Regions from separate parts of the Homo sapiens genome. Here regions 1 and 3 are each linked to region 2. The links are chromatin contacts, found by Hi-C or POLR2A ChIA-PET in ENCODE. All regions are on one chromosome and are shown on one strand. The core of a region is the stretch at or near the end of the contact, and the rest is flanking DNA. Distances in the headings are between cores, read along the strand shown. Region 1 overlaps PLXDC1 (plexin domain containing 1). Region 2 holds the start of FBXO47 (F-box protein 47). Region 3 holds the start of RPL23 (ribosomal protein L23).

Evidence for each region. Hi-C counts contacts between places; a loop is a spot of excess contacts on that map. ChIA-PET counts read pairs that join two places held with the same protein, here RNA polymerase II (POLR2A). Pooled maps may share reads with other maps.
Region 1: a pooled map shows a loop between it and region 2 (3-fold over the local background). The contact joins the enhancer-like site here to the promoter of FBXO47 in region 2. A Hi-C loop is called at or near these places in 1 of 50 pooled maps. POLR2A ChIA-PET finds 5 or more read pairs at or near these places in 5 of 52 experiments (AG04450, BJ, Caco-2 and 2 more).
Region 3: a loop to region 2 is called in a map of CD8-positive, alpha-beta T cell, with 8 times the contacts of the local background. The contact joins the promoter of RPL23 here to the promoter of FBXO47 in region 2. A Hi-C loop is called at or near these places in 8 of 168 maps with a recorded cell type or tissue (CD4-positive, alpha-beta T cell, CD8-positive, alpha-beta T cell, OCI-LY7 and 4 more), 3 of 37 single-sample maps with no recorded cell type and 15 of 50 pooled maps. POLR2A ChIA-PET finds 5 or more read pairs at or near these places in 31 of 52 experiments (A549, AG04449, AG04450 and 25 more).

Annotation. Positions count from the first base shown.
Region 1 is chr17:39,091,073-39,094,105 of GRCh38, reverse strand. The region is part of intron 7 of PLXDC1 (plexin domain containing 1); the gene reads left to right. It also overlaps the pseudogene RDM1P5. Among named protein-coding and RNA genes, the nearest start is that of PLXDC1, 59 kb to the left of the region's middle. RefSeq lists an enhancer at 1,033-1,102. Within about 2 kb of position 1,250, at least 6 of the 41 ENCODE cell types and tissues checked have a DNase peak (open chromatin) inside an H3K27ac peak, as active enhancers do.
Region 2 is chr17:38,965,948-38,969,107 of GRCh38, reverse strand. FBXO47 (F-box protein 47) reads left to right here and starts at 1,705. Exons shown (of 11, transcript NM_001008777.3): 1 at 1,705-1,879.
Region 3 is chr17:38,852,090-38,855,107 of GRCh38, reverse strand. RPL23 (ribosomal protein L23) reads left to right here and starts at 1,387. Exons shown (of 5, transcript NM_000978.4): 1 at 1,387-1,410; 2 at 2,003-2,086; 3 at 2,376-2,504. The coding sequence starts at 1,398. It overlaps SNORA21 (small nucleolar RNA, H/ACA box 21), which reads left to right and starts at 2,113; the gene lies at 2,113-2,245. RefSeq lists enhancers at 1,134-1,243, 967-1,750, 1,241-2,440, 1,751-2,534.

The sequences.
Region 1 (3,033 bases), core at 1-2,500, 130 kb before region 2:
GGCATGTGAATTACAAAAAGGTGCCCATCCTCCAATCTCTGTCAGATCCCACTCGGGCTTGGCAAAGGGTCTTTCTTGTGTCAAAGGGTTGCATATGTGTGTGCATATGAGTATGTGCTCATGTGCAGGTGTGTGTGTGTCTTGGAGGGCTGGGGTGTGCACATGCGTGTGCGGGGCTCTGTGAACCCCTCGCCACCTCAGCTTTCCATGGAGGGTTCCCTCCTCTTAGAGCCACAGTGACTCTGTAGACACCCGGCAGTTACTGCCTGATATTTACGAGGCTTGCCACGGGGCCTCCTCTCTCAGACTTAGGGTTCTTTAGGAGACAAACACACAGTCATTCCATCTTTTGGATTTTGGCTTAATTTTATATATATATATATATATTTTAAGACGGAGTCTTTCTCTGTCGCCCAGGCCGGAGTGCAATAGTGCAATTTCGGCTCACTGCAGCCTCTGCCTCCCGGGTTCCAGCGATTCCCCTACCTCAGCCACCCGGGTAGCTGGGATTACAGGCGCGTGCCACCATGCCTGGCTAATTTTTGTATTTTTATAGAGATGAGGTTTCACCATGTTGGCCAGGCTGGTCTCAAACTCCTGACTTCAGGTGACCCGCCCACTTTGACCTCCCAAAGTGCTGGGATTACAGGCATGAGCCACTGTGCCCGTAATTTTTAAATAAATGTTTTTATTTTTAAATAAACAACTGGGCTCGGTAAATTGTAAAGAGATGTGGCCTGACGCAGTGGCTCGCGCCTGTAACCCCAGCACTTTGGGAATTGGAGGCGGGAGGATTGCTTGAGGCCAGGAGTTTGGGACCAGCCTGGGCAACATAGGGAGACCCTGTCTCTACCAAAGAATAAAAAAAAATTACCAGGGCATGAGCCTTTGGTGGGGGAGGTGGAGCTGGGGGCAGGGACTGAAGTGGGAGAATCACTTGAGCCCACGAAGCCAAGGCTGCAGTGAGCCGTGATTGCACCACGGCACTCCAGCCTGGCAACAGAGTGAGACCCTGTCTCGAACAAAACAAAACAAAACAAAAAAGAAAGAAATGTAAATGTTTCCCTTTGACTCTTTTAGAAACACAAATCAGGAAGCTCTCAGCAGGGGTGTGCTGGAGATCATGTATGCAGCTGGGTGAGAGGCAACTGAACATGTCTCTTCCTAACTCCATGTTCAGTAACTTTTTTGAAAGGGTAGCTGGAAGTCAGCTACCGTGGAAGTATTTACACCACAGAAATTGGCAACAACGGCAATTCAGGACTCCTCTGCCCCTACCTGCACCCCAGCCCCCAGGCAGTTGTTAAATATTTATCTGCACTCACAACTTTGGTGACTTTCTGGAGCCACAGTGGCTTCCAGCCCTGAGGTTTTTTAAAAGTCTAGCCTCTGATTTTAAAACAAAGACTGTGTGGCTTTGGGCAAATAACGTCCCCTCTCCGATCTCACTTTTCTCCTTTGTAAAGTGGGGAGAGCAGCGATGTCTGTCTGTGCACCTCAGGAAGTTGTAAGGGGAAATGAGATGGTGCAGCTCCAGGGAACCTGCAAGGCTGCGAGCTAACAGAGTGCTCTGCACTCAGCACAGCCCCTGCACAGAGCAGGTGTCTGCACCGACATGCTGAAGGAGTCAACAAATGTGCTGCATGGTGGCGCTGTGCTCTTGTAGTTTTCTCGTTTAAGTAGATGTTTTCCGTCTACTTAATGGCTAGGCTTGGTAAATTGTAAAGAGATGTGGCCTGTGTGGTGGCTCATGTCTAGAACCTCAGCGCTTTGGGAGGCTGAGGCAGGCAGATTGCTTGAGCCCGGGAGTTGGAGACCAGCCTGGGTAGTACAGGGAGACCCATCTCTACTAAAAATACAAAAATTAGCCAGGCATGATGGGGTGTGCCTGTAATACCAGCTACTTGGGAGGCTGAGGCAGGATTACTGAGCCTGGGAGGTCAAGGCTGCAGTGAACTGTGATTGCGCCATTACACTCCAGCCTGGGTGACAGAGCGAGACCCTGTCTCTAAATAAATAAATAAATGAAAAAGTAAAGTGCTATACAAAGTTGTATCTGTCTATGGGTTAATCTGTCTGAACCTCAGTTTCCCCACTTATGAATGAATGGCAAGACAACTTGATTTTTTTTTTTTTTTTTTTTTTTTGAGATAGAGTCTCACTCTGTTGCCCAGGCTGGAGTGCAGTGGTGCAGTCTCAGCTCACTGCAGCCTCCACCTCCCGGGTTCAAGCAATTCTCCCGCCTTAGCCTCCCAAGTAGCTGGGATTACAGGTGCTCACCACCACGCCTGGCTAATTTTTTAAATTTTTAGTAGAGACGGGGTTTCACCATGTTGGCCAGACTGGTTGCAAACTCCTGACCTCAAGTGATCCACCTACCTCGGCCTCCCAAAATGCTGAGATTACAGGTGTACAGCCAACTTGACTTCTTAACTCCCTTGCTCTCTCAACCTGATATGTCTGAGTCTCTGCAGCTGTAGCTCATCTCCTCTCTCATAAAGCCCACACCTGCGCAGTGCTCGCCTTGGGGACCACCTGGACTCCTCATCCCACCCACTCTGTCCAGCTGCTTTCCTGAGGAGGAGCAAGTTCCCTGATCTGCCTGGGATGGAAGGAAGGGAGGGAGACGTGGGAGGAGGCCTGGATCTCATTCTAAACCATCCGGCTCCAGTGCAGGAGTCGGGCGAAGGAAGGAGCTGCAGGGCTGGAGCTGTCATCCTCCTGGTAGGAAAGGAAGACCAAGGCTAAAGTCCTCTCCACTGCCTCTCCCCATGGGAGTCAGTGGGTGTGTGTTGCGGGGAGATGGATTCCAAGATAAGTACTCTCTGAGCAGCCCTCAGAGGGGGCGTGGGAAATTCACCTCAGTCTCCAGGGTCCCCAGTCCATTCACCACCTGAGCACTGCCGTCCCCCACTGCTCCCATGACCTCATTCTCCAGTGGTGGCAAAAGCAAGAAACAGTAATCAGGAAGAAACAAGGGGAAGCTAGGGTGGGGGCAGTGGCATCCACAGCAGGAGAAGCAGGCAGCCTGGA
Region 2 (3,160 bases), core at 456-2,955:
GAATTGGCTGCAAAAGGATACAAAGCCAGGGCTGGGCCCGGTGGCTCACACCTTTAATCCCAACACTTTGGGAGGCAGGCAGATCGCTTGAGCCTCGGAGTTTAAGACCAGCCTGGGCAACATAGCGAAACCCCATCTCTGCTAAAAATACAATGGTGGTGCCCACCTGTGGTCCCAGCTACTGGGTGGCTGAAGCAAGATAATCAATTCAACCCAGGAGGCAGAGGCTGCAGTGAGCCGAGATCGTGCCACTGAACTCCAGCCTGGGCGACTGAGCAAGACTCTGTCTCAAAAAAAAAAAAAAAAAAAAAAAAGGCCAGGAGTGGTGGCTCACACCTGTAATCCCAGCACTTTGCAGTGCTGAGGTACGCAGGTCACCTGAGGTCAGGAAAAAAAAAGATACAAAGCCAAATGGATGAATATATGTGACTATATAAAATAACAGCATGCCAACTAATCCTAAATTTCCACTCAGTCTTTATGTAGTTCCTTATATATTTTGTGTTGGGTATAATGTAGAATTGATCTACAAAAGTAGAATCTTTCCCCCATTCCCTCTTCCCTCAGCCCTTCTCCTGACTGGCTCCTTCTCCTCCATCAGTTCTCAAATCGTCATATCAAAGGGACCTTGAGTATCAGTCTATCTAAAGTAGCTCTCCGCCAACACACACACACCCCATCATTCTGTCTTATTTCCTCTGTCACGCTGCTCTCACCGGAACTGCTCTCAACATCTGTAGATGCTCTGTCTGTTCATTCTATCTTCCCCATTAGGCTAATAAACTCCATTAAAGCAGGAAACGTATCTGTCTTGTTCTCTATTCCATCCTTAGGGCCTACTCCTGTGCCCGGCCCAGAGCAGGCTTCAATAAATAGTTACAGAATGAATGAAGAAATGAATGAATGAGAATTTAATCTTCTAGCCAGGAAGGCCTAGCTAGAAAGATTTGTCTTGATTTCATCTTGAGAGGATGGAGACACACATCTTCCTTTGATTCCAGACAGATTTATTATTTATGTGTTTATTTAGAGACCGGGAGCGGGGTTATGGCTGGGGGTGGGGGTCTCCCTATGTTGCCCAGGCTGGTCTCAAACTCCTGGACTCAAGGGAGCCTCCCGCCTCGGCCTCCCAAAGTGTTGGGATTACAGGCGTGAGCCACCGCACCGGCAAGACAAATTTAAAAAGGAATGTCTGGAGGTTTTTTTCCACCAAAAGGTTTGATGAAACCCCTTGTAACTTGCCCTACTGGAGTCAGTGGGGGTGGGAGGAACTCAAAAATTGTCTCAAAACTAGGTGAAGGGAAAGGCAGTGGAGCAGAGACGTGGCTCGCCACGTTCAGGATCTTGGGCTACACCCTCCCCTTCCCCACACCGTAACGGCTCCAGCCCCTTCTTGTCTTCAGCTTGGAGCGAAGGGTGGCTGAGGCCTGAGTTTGGGCTCCAGGAACCTCGCCCTTGTTAGTTATTCATGAGACGGAGGGCACCATGGGAGCTGGCTCTCTTGCTATTCATAAAGCGGGGAGGCGGGAGGCGGGGGGGAACCTCCTTCCCGCTAGGGCTTCTGGGAAGATCTACAATATTCATGAGGGAGGCGGGCACTACGAGAGCTGAGGCTGCTTGCTATTCATGAGGGGGCGGGCCTCCTTCCCGCGGGGGCTCTTGGGAAGATTCTACAATATTCTAGAGGCCGCGGGGACGCCTGGTGGGTAGGGCTGCAGCTCCGGAGCCTACGGGAGTGTGACCCTCTCGCCTCCTGGCGGGAAGCTCTTGAGGAGATATTTTCTTTTCTAAACACTAAGAAATTTGAGGATGGTGGGGCAAAACGACTAACTCCCACTTTCCTGTGACTCTGTAGCCGGAAAAACTGTCAAAATCTGTGGTAAAAGAGGGTTTTTTTTCCCAGTATTTTATTGCGATAATTTCATCTTTCATGGACTGAAGGGAGCGAAACATGTACCCCGTGTGGTCTGATTCTCCTGTTGACCAGTTTGTCCTTTAGGCTTCCCTAGTTTGCGGCTTTGGAGATGTTTGGGGGCAGCTGCCCGACAGATGGGGTGGGGCCCTTACAAGAGTTTTATGTTAAAACAGACATCCCTGTGAATGTAGTTTTTATCTTAAAGGTGTGGGGGGCGGGGAGGTTCATCCAATTGAACCCTCAAAACCTTTCACGCGCGGTCAAAATTAGTGGGATAGAACAGGGGGCATGAAACATCATTTTATTATTATTATTTGGGGCTGTGATTCTTATTCGCTAGAGGGGTGAGCGGAAACCAGAAATAATTTAGGATTATACCTTTAGAATTTTCACAAAAGCTTGCTTTTTCCCTACGAAACGTCCAGCTCTGAGTGAGGAAAATAAGGAACTATAAGTGGAGACTTGAGTTTTAGAAGAATTTGGGCTTATCATTTTTAAATTTTTGTTTATATTTATTTTAAACATGTATGTAGTTCACAGTTGACACAGTGAAGTCCCCGCCTGGTGACTGACAGTCTTTGAAGAGCCCACGGGCCCAAGCCCCACTGTCCACATTTCTCAGAGAAACAGGAAGAAGCCAAGGCCGGATTTATGCTATTGTAATAAAAATGCTTTAAAACACCTACTGTGTTGGCCGGGTGCGGTGGCTCACGCCTGTAAATCCCAGCACTTTGGGAGGCCGGGGCAGGCGGATCACGAGGTCAGGAAATCGAGACCAGGCTGGCTAACACGGTGAAACCCCGTCTCTACTAAAAATACAGAAATTAGCTGGGCGTGGGGGCGGGCACCTGTAATCCCAGCTACTAGGGAGGCTGAGGCAGGAGAATCGCTTGAACCCGGGAGGCGGAGCTTGCAGTGAGCCGAGATCGCGCCACTGCACTCCAGCCCAGGAGACTGTGCGAAACTCCATCGCAAACAAACAAACAAAACGCCTACTGTGAAAAGTTAAGGTTACAAACAGCCTTATGGATTAAACAAATTAAGATTATTTTACTTGGTGGAATGACACATAGCCATTAAAATATGATTACTTGTAGAAGGTTATTAGCATGGAAAGAGAATTCATTGAAAAAAGCAGATTACAAAGTATTATATATAGTGATCCCTCTTTTTTGTTAAAAAGAAATATATGTATGTAAAAGTCTGAAATTATATAAACCAAAGTGTTTATAAGTGAACTTAATT
Region 3 (3,018 bases), core at 138-2,637, 110 kb after region 2:
CTCTGCCTTCTGGGTTCAAGCGATTCTCCTGCCTCAGCCTCCGGAGTAGCTGGGATTACAGGCGCCCGCCACCACGCCCAGCTAATTTTTGTATTTTTAGTAGAGACGGAGTTTCCCTGTGTTGGCCAGGCTAGTCTCGATCTCCTGACCTCGTGATCCACCCGCCTCGGCCTCCCAAAGTGCTGGGATTACAAGCGTGAGCCACAAGGCCCGGCCACTATTTATATTTTACACTTGATCTTGGCCAAAAGGCCGAGAAGCGATACTATTTATATTTTTATAATACATATCCCCATCTAACATACTACATACTGCAATTACTTATTATATCTTTTGTTTAGTGTCTAATATCCTCCTCCACCTGCACCCCAGCAGAATGTAAGCTCCATAAGGAAAAGAATGTTGATCTATTTTGTTCTCTGATGTAATCCGCTGTACGCCCTGGACAGAACCTGCTGTAAAGTAGGAGCTCAATAAGTATGTGAATTAATGTATCGTGGGAAGGAAAGAACCCAGAGAATAAGGGGCGGCTGAAGCTGTGAAAGGAGCAATTAGGCCTGGCGCGGGGGCTCACGCCTGTAATCCCAGCACTTTGAGGGACCAAGGCGGGCAGATCACTTGAGATCAGAAGTTCGAGACCAGCCTGGCCAATAACATGGCGAAACCCCGTCTCTACTAAAAATACAAAAATTAGCCCAGCGTTGTGGCGGGCGCCTGTGGTCTCAGGTACTCTGAGGCTGAGACAGAGAATTGCTTGAACCCGGAAGACGGAGGTTGCAGTGAGCTGAGATCTCGCCACTATACTCCAGCCTGGGCGACAGAGTGAGACTCGGTCTCAAAAAAAGAAAAAAAGAGTGTGTGTTGGGGGGGACGGGTCAATAAATAGAGCAATACTGTATATGTAAAATACAGAATGGTATGATACCAAGAACACATAGATGGAATGATCTGCAGCACTTCTCAACTGTATTACATTCAACGAAACCGTTTAGAGCTTGTTCTCCCTCCCTCCCCCACTTTCTTTGTTCCTTGGGGAACCCCCACACGGCACAAACCGTGTTTTAATTCCTATTCTCTAGTGTGCAGATAAGTGCCTGGCACTATTAAGTGGTCAAAAGAGGTCGTGAGCAAGTTAACAAATCACTGTTTCCATGTCCCTAACTACTCTTAAGCTCGTAGAGAAGATACTTCCTATCTCTTGCGCTTCTACCTCAACTCCCACTTCGCAGAGAGGGCTAAAAGCGACGTCGTAAACTTATTACGTAATAAGGCAGCGCCCAGAGGCGGAAGAGGCCGGTTTTTGCTCCGGCCACGTGAGGAGGGTGGGCGGGGCGTTAAAGTTCATATCCCAGTGTCCTTTGAATCGACTTCCTTTTTTCTTTTTTCCGGCGTTCAAGATGTCGAAGCGAGGTGAGGTTTTGTTTCTGGAGGATCCTCCACCATCTGTCGTGCAGTGGCTGGCGGATTCGTCAGGAGCGGTGGCCCTAGGCAGCTGGGGCGCTTTGCTCTCCTTCAGGCCGGAGAGAGAGAGCCAGGCCACCGCGAGAGCACTGCCAGGGCCCTCGAAAGTGGCAGTGGGGTGCTGGAGAGTTGAGATGGCAGGATCCCGACGTGAATGTAGTCTGGATACCGCGAGATCGCTCCGCGAATAGGGCTATCGTAATGGGGTTGAAGTTAGACTGGATTAGGCCCTGGTTTGCGCGACCTCTGCGGTTTTATGCCTTGCAGGAGTAATTGCGTTTTGCGAAAGTTAGAGCAAGGGTTGAGTCGTCTAGGTTTCTTAATTTCGATGTCAGAGTGTTAATAGTAAGAAATAGGCTACTTTCCGTGAGAATCGGGTGGCACATGGGGACGGCATAAGTAAAATCCGAGCGAGCTAATCTATAGCGTACAGTCTATCAAAGCATGTGCGGTGAATTACAGCTTGAGTATGAGGGGGAACTCCGAACCATGTCTAGATTGTGATCTCTTTATCCTGTTTCCCTTCCCTTTATATCCACAGGACGTGGTGGGTCCTCTGGTGCGAAATTCCGGATTTCCTTGGGTCTTCCGGTAGGAGCTGTAATCAATTGTGCTGACAACACAGGTGAGGTCTTTGCACGTTGCTATACTCCCCCTTTTAAAAGCACTCAATGGGCCTGTGGCTAATGACCTATTGAGCCGTCAAGAAAGGGGAGAGTGAAAACATCGCTTTTGGGTGAAGTGGCAACATGTGTTGTTTGCTTCAATCGGTGGTGTGACAAGGCGTTCTTGCGGACTAACTGCTTGGGCAGTGAGTGGAGGGAGGGGCTTTGGAAGTGTTTGGGAAATGTTATACTGATGGAACGGCCTGATGGCCCTCAACATTTTTTATTTTTATTTACATTCTTTTGTAGGAGCCAAAAACCTGTATATCATCTCCGTGAAGGGGATCAAGGGACGGCTGAACAGACTTCCCGCTGCTGGTGTGGGTGACATGGTGATGGCCACAGTCAAGAAAGGCAAACCAGAGCTCAGAAAAAAGGGTGAGTAAACACTGAGCCCACCTTAATACTGATGAGTAGTGGGGGGACGCTTTCCTTTATTGGAAAATGGATCAGTTTTCAAGGCCTCAAGTTTGTTTTCCATTGAGAGGCAGTGTGAGATAAGTATCTTAAGTTTTTGCTCATATTGTGTTGGAGGGGGGACCATCATCTTGTCACTTCCATACCTTAGTTGTTTTTTTGTTGTTGTTTTTGTTTTGTTTTGTTTTGTTTTTTGAGATGGAGTCTCTCTCTGTCGCCCAGCCCATACTGGAGTGCAATGGCACGATCTTGGCTCACTGCAACCTCCGCCTCCTGGGCTCTCAAAAAAAAATATATTACAAAACGAAAACAAGCTGCCCGTTGCTTATTTTATTATTTGTTTTTGAGATGGAGTCTCACTTGTTGCCCAGGCTGGAGTGCAGTGGCACATATCTGTTCACTGCAACCTCCACCTCCCGGGCTCAAGAGATTGTCCTGCCTCAGCCTCCCGAGTAGCTGGGATCATAGGTGTGCA